Regions from separate parts of the Homo sapiens genome. Here region 2 is linked to region 1. Evidence: chromatin loops called from intact Hi-C (ENCODE). Cell type or tissue: HCT116. All regions are shown on one strand. Each heading gives the region's core, and the rest is flanking DNA. Links, peaks and the distances in the headings are about the cores only.

What was found. Peaks named below come from ENCODE experiments on the same cell type or tissue, not always from the same donor. Only the 100,000 strongest peaks of a DNase experiment are listed, where the experiment ranks them.
Region 2: it touches region 1 in a loop (4-fold over the local background); 13 of 110 quality-filtered maps call a loop at or near these places.

The regions. Positions count from the first base shown.
Region 1 is chr1:40,896,388-40,899,299 of GRCh38, reverse strand. No RefSeq gene overlaps it. Among named protein-coding and RNA genes, the nearest start is that of CITED4, 35 kb to the right of the region's middle. RefSeq lists an enhancer at 53-1,252. In HCT116, for the core only: no CTCF peak of the experiment used is centred there; a DNase peak (open chromatin) is centred at 1,599; H3K4me3 peaks cover 681 bases; H3K27ac peaks cover 1,768 bases.
Region 2 is chr1:40,947,503-40,950,414 of GRCh38, reverse strand. No RefSeq gene overlaps it. Among named protein-coding and RNA genes, the nearest start is that of CTPS1, 31 kb to the left of the region's middle. In HCT116, for the core only: a CTCF peak has its summit at 1,298 (motif pointing right); a DNase peak (open chromatin) is centred at 1,324.

The DNA.
Region 1 (2,912 bases), core at 181-2,680:
GTAAGAGGGCCCCAGAAAGAGAGCCAACCCTGGGACCAGCCAAGGGAGGCAAGAGGTGGGTGTGTTTCCAGAGTGGACAGATGTCCATTCGACCTCCTGCCTTGATGGTGGAGTCGTACAATGGGCCAGGCCCTGTGCTGAGCTCTTGACATGATACACATTATACTTATCTTATGGAACCCTCATATGTCCTAGGATCCCAGGGCCTATCCCCCTTGGATAAAGGAGGAAACTGAGGCCCGGAGAGTGACGCTTCCAGTTCCAGTTGGTGTCTGCTCAGGGGTTGGAATCTGAATTGGCTCAACTCCAAAATCCATGTTCAGCAGGTTTTCTGTAGGATGGAGAAGGATCAGGAGCTAGGCCCAGGGCTGTCCCTAACTTCAAGGGCTAACATTTTTCTGGGTGTAACCCTGTGACCTTGCCAAGTTACTTATGTATTCCTTCCCCTGCACTGACACATTCTAGGGATCCCGGAGTGGGCAGGGACTGTCCACATCATCTAGCCCTTCTTAAACATATCTGTAATTACAGGCCCTTAGGTGCCTTCTCCCCACCCAACCTGACTGTGGGTTCTTCCAGGCACTGAATCCAATTACTCTATTTATCTGCCCACATACCAAGCAAATGCCAGGAATGCATTTGGTGTTTATTGAATGAAGGCACGAATGAGGTGGAGTTAAACCTCCTTGCTTCTCAGAGGAAGCACTAAGACCCAGCGAAGGAGGGAAGGGGCTTGCCCAAGGTCACTGTCCAACTTCCACCCAGGGTACTTTCCCTTCTATGACTCAGTCCTGGCATGGGCCCAGGGTTTTGCCAAGAAGGGCTGCCTTTGGGGAGCCCCGTGGGAAACCAGAGACCCCATCTGGCCCTTAAAGCTCTTCCTCTCTTTAAGATTAGGAAAAAGGTCATAGCAACCCAAAGGAGGCGGAGCAACTGGAGTTCAAGACATTCACCTTAAAAGGTACACTCAGTTGCCCCTGCGTTTGGACTTTGCTGACCTGGAAAAAAGAGAACTGCATAGTAATCCATTTGTGTTCCATCTCGTCAAAAGTATAGCACCTGTGGGGGCTGAGCTGGTGTTTCGTGGGATCATGATGATTCTCTGACTTGAAGTGCAAGGACTGGGAAAAAATTCCATGTCTGTAAGAAAATGAATCCTAAAGATTCCAGTGTTGTACCTTATCCATTGATATATTCATTCATTCATCCATTCACCCACTCATTCATCAATGTAGTATTTCCCAAATGTCACTCATTCCTGTACTACTTTCATCATTTTTTATAATCTGTAAGATATTTTTGCTTTGTGTTTTTCTTTATTGGACTATTTTACTTAAATAAATTTAGCCTCAGCCTAAGCAACAGTACAGTCTGTTTAAATATAGCTATTACAATAACAAAATGTTTGTCCATGTATCACCTAAAACCCTCTTCTGTGCCACCTTGGATGTATCTGCATTCACTCATCCTCTCCTCTCTGCACCTCAGGTCCCACAAGTGAGCAGTGGAGGGCATTCGGATGCAATGATCTTTCAGCCCTAACATTCTGGAAGTCTGATTCAAAGAGTCACACCCAGCAAAGGAAAACACAGAGACTAGACGGAATCAGTGAAGAGGTGGCTGGTCAAAAGCAGCACATGTATCGTGTTTTCAAAGCTCAGCAGTGACTCAGGAAGGCAAGACAGGAAGTCCCTTGGGAATGGTCTGTAAACCAGGGCGAGGGACTAAGAAAAACAGGTAGATAAGTCCCCAGGAGCCTTAAACAGCCCCCAAAGCATGAGCTACACATATGTCACTAGACTCTGTCAGAACCTTTCAGAGCTGGCCAGGCATGGTGGCTCACGCCTGTGATCCCAGCACTTTGGGAAGCTGAGGTGGGAGGATAGGTTGAACCCAGGAATTCGAGACCAGCCTGGGCAACATAGCGAGACCTTGTCTCTACCAAAAATAAAATAAATAAATAATTTAAAAAGAGGCCAGGAGTGGTGGCTCACACCTGTAATCTCAGCACTTTGGGAGGCCCAGGCGGGCGGATCACCTGAGGTCAGGAGTTACAGACCAGCCTGGCCAACGTGGCGAAACCTCATTTCTACTAAAAATACAAAAATTAGTCAGGCATGGTGGCAGGCGTCTGTAATCCCAGCTACTCAGGAGGCTGAGGTGGGAGAATTGCTTGAACCTGGGAAGCAGAGGTTGCAGTGAGCCGAGATGGCGCCGCTGCACAGAGCAAGACCCCGTCTCAAAAAAAAAAAAAAAAGTAATAAAGTAAAAAATAAAAAGAACCTTCCAGAGTTTCTAGAGGCACTAAGACACTAAAATGCCAGAGAAAGCCATTTTACCCCTGAAGAAGCTCAGCACTGGGAAATGACTGGGCAGAAACGTGGCCCACCTGGCCTGCTCCTAGTCCCCAGGACCGGCCAAACTGAAGTAGGTTTCTTCAGTTTTCTTCAGGTTTCTTCAGTAGGTACCTGCTCAGCCCACAAGCCCAGGGAGTCTCCTGGGTCCTTGGTTCTTCTATGCAGCCCAGCCTCCTTGTCCAGTTAACTGGGGCAGAAGCAGGTACCTGACTCACAGGCAACCACTCTAGAGGCCAGGCTGGGCCAGTCAGATTCCTGAACTTTGGAATTAGGACAAGGAGAGGCCAGACTGTTTGCCACAGGTCCTGGTTGGGTAAGGAAATGTAGATTTGCCAAGGAGGGCTGCTTGGGACACGTGTCTGAAAGACAGAAAGGAAATTGGTGTTTTGAGAGAAGTGGACGGAAAGGTGGGCATTCCCCCAACACCAGTCCTGAGTGTAAGGTCCTTGTGCGACTTGCCTGCCCTTGAGATCTGTGAGATAGTTCTAACGCCTTATATTGAATTACATTTTTTGCTTAAACTAGCTGGAGTGGGCTTCTATTTCATGTAAACAA
Region 2 (2,912 bases), core at 212-2,711, 51 kb before region 1:
AGTTCAGGGATACAGGTGCAGCATGTGCAGGTTTGTTACATAGGTAAACGTGTGCCATGGTGGTTTCCTGCACAGATCATCCCATCACTCAGGTATTAAGTCCAGCATCCATTAGCTTTTCTTCCTGATGCTCTCCCTTCTCCCACCTCCCACCCTCCGACAGGTCCTAGTGTGTGTTGTTGCCCCCCCATATGTGTCCATGTGTTAACATAATGCAGTTCCCACTTGTAAGTGAGAACATGCAGTATTTGGTTTGCTGTTTCTGCATTAGTTTGCTGAGGATAATGGCTTTGAGCTCCATCCATGTCCCTGCAAAGGACATGATCTCTCTTTTTTTTTTTTTTTTTTTTTGAGATGCAGTCTCACTTTGTCGCCCAGGCTGGAGTGCAGTGGCGCGATCTCAGCTCACTGCAACCTCTGCCTCCCAGGTTCAAGTGATTCTCCTGCCTCAGCCTCCCGAGTAGCTGGGATTACAGGTGCCCACCACTACGCCCAGCTAATTGTTTGTATTTTTAGTAGTGACGGGGTTTCACCATATTGGGTAGGCTGGTCTTGAACTCCTGATCTCATGATTCGCCTGCCTCGGCCTCCCAAAGTGCTGGGAGTAAGTGCAGACATGAGCCACCATGCCCAGCTGATCTCATTCTTTTTTATGGCTGCATAGTATTCCATGGTTCTACAAAATATTTTTTAAAAATTAGCTGGGTGTGGCAGCACACACCTGTAGTTCTAGCTACTTGGGAGGCTGGGGCAGGAGGATAGCTTGAACCCAGGAGGTAGAGGCTGCTATGAGCCGTGATTGCACTGGTACACTCCAGCCTAGGTGACAGAGCAATACCCTGTCTCAAAAAAAAAAAAGAAAAGAAAAGAAAAGAAAAGAAAAAATAAAATAAAATAAATTAAAGGAAAGAGCTCCTTGGTCCTTGCGTCATTTTCCCTATCTCCTCCCTTTGCCCTCCCTCCTTACCTCACTCCCTGGCTTCCTTCCTTCTCAAGCTTCTAGTGAGCCCCTGCTCTGTGCCAGGCCCCTGGTGCTGGGGACACAGGGACAAACAAGTACTTCTTGCCATTCTTTCCATTTCTTGTGGGCTGTAGCACAGTGCCGCACATGCTATGTTATTAAGTTATCTCCACCACAAATGCCGTTTCCACCAGATGTCATTAGTGGCAACATGATCTACAGTCTCACTCACTGGCATTGCAGGATAGAATACAGCATAGCCCGCACCCACCTCCCCACCCCTCCAACCCTACCTACCTCTGCCCTTCTTCCTAAAAAGGGCAGATGCCATTTCCATTAGCCCTGTAGGGGGCACTGTCTGCCTCCTCCCTTTTTAAAAAAGGACCAGCTGGTAGACAGACTTCGTGTATCTGCCTTTTCTCCTTCATGCTTTCCTGCCATTCATGACTCATTGCTAATCAATTTTCTCTCTTCCTTGTGCCAGTTTTATAGCCAGGCTTCGCCATCTGCCTGGTGGGCGAGTTGTGTTAGTCTGTGTTTGTGTTAATAAATTAGTTCGAGTAATATTATCTGTGCTGGCTGCTAGGAATACAGACAACAGTTAGCCCTGGTGTCTGCCCTAGGGAAGCTCACAGTATGGGGTGGGAAGGGGAGGCTGCTATTCCCGCACTCTGCGAAAGGGCTGCTGGATAGGGTAGCTTTACTGTTAAGGGTGGGACTGCACTGTATTTAGGGCATGTTTACTATGCCCCAGTGAGCCCTGGGCAACACAAGGGCCCCTTTGGCTCTCTTGGCTCTGAAAAGGAAGCCAGGAGTCTTGGTGGGAAACCTCTAATAGCCGGGGGAGGGAAACGCTGTCCGGGAGAAAACCCTATTTGTTAGCAGTCTGGGAGTCATCTGTCCTTCCAGGCCGACTTTTAGTAACCATAACATCAGTTAAAATAATTTTTTTTTTTTTTTTGACACGAAGACTTGCTCTACTGCCCAGGCTGGAGTGCAGTGGTGGGAGCTCGGTCCACTGCAACTTCTGCCTCCCGGGTTCAAGCAATTCTGCTTCAGCCTCCCGAGTAGCTGGGATTACAGGTGTGCGCAACCATGCCTAGCTAATTTTTGTATTTTTAGTAGAAATGGGGTTTCACCATGTTGGCCAGACTGGTCTCAAACTCCTGACCTCAAGTGATCCATCTGCCTTGACCTTAAAATAATTTTTAATAAAGATGATTTTTAACATTGTTACAAAAGTAGTAATGTGCTCAATGAAAAAAATTTCAGTGATAGAGAAATAAAATGAATTTCAATCTTTGCCTTCAATCTGTCTCACTGTTAACACTTTAGTATGTTAATTTCCAGGTATACATAATAGATATTATAATCATATAGCTACATATGTGTATGTGTTTTTATAATCAAATATATGTGGAAAGAGCTAGAGAGATTATTGTCTTTCTTTTTTATTTTTTTATTTTTTGAGACGGAGTTTCACTCTTGTCTCCCAGGCTGGACTCCAATGACGTGATCTCGGCTCACTGCAACCTCCGTCTCCCTGGTTCAAGCCATTCTCATGCCTCAGCCTCCCGACTAGCTGGGATTACAGGCACGTGCCACCATGCGCAGCTAATTTTTGTATTTTTAATAGAGACGGGGTTTTGCCATGTTGGCCAGGCTGGTCTTAGAACTCGTGACCTCAGGTAATCCACCCACCTTGGCCTCCCAAAGTGCTGGGATTACAGGCATGAGCCATTGCGCCTGGCCAAGAGATCATTTTCAAAATATAAATAAAAATATAATAAAATATTAGGCCGGTCGTGGTGGCTCACACCTGTAATCCCAGCACTTTGGGAGGCTGAGGAGGGTGGATCACCTGAGGTCAGGAGTTTGAGACCAGCCTAGCCAACATGGTGAAACTCCGTCAAACCCTGTCTCTACTAAAATTACAAAATATTAGCTGGGT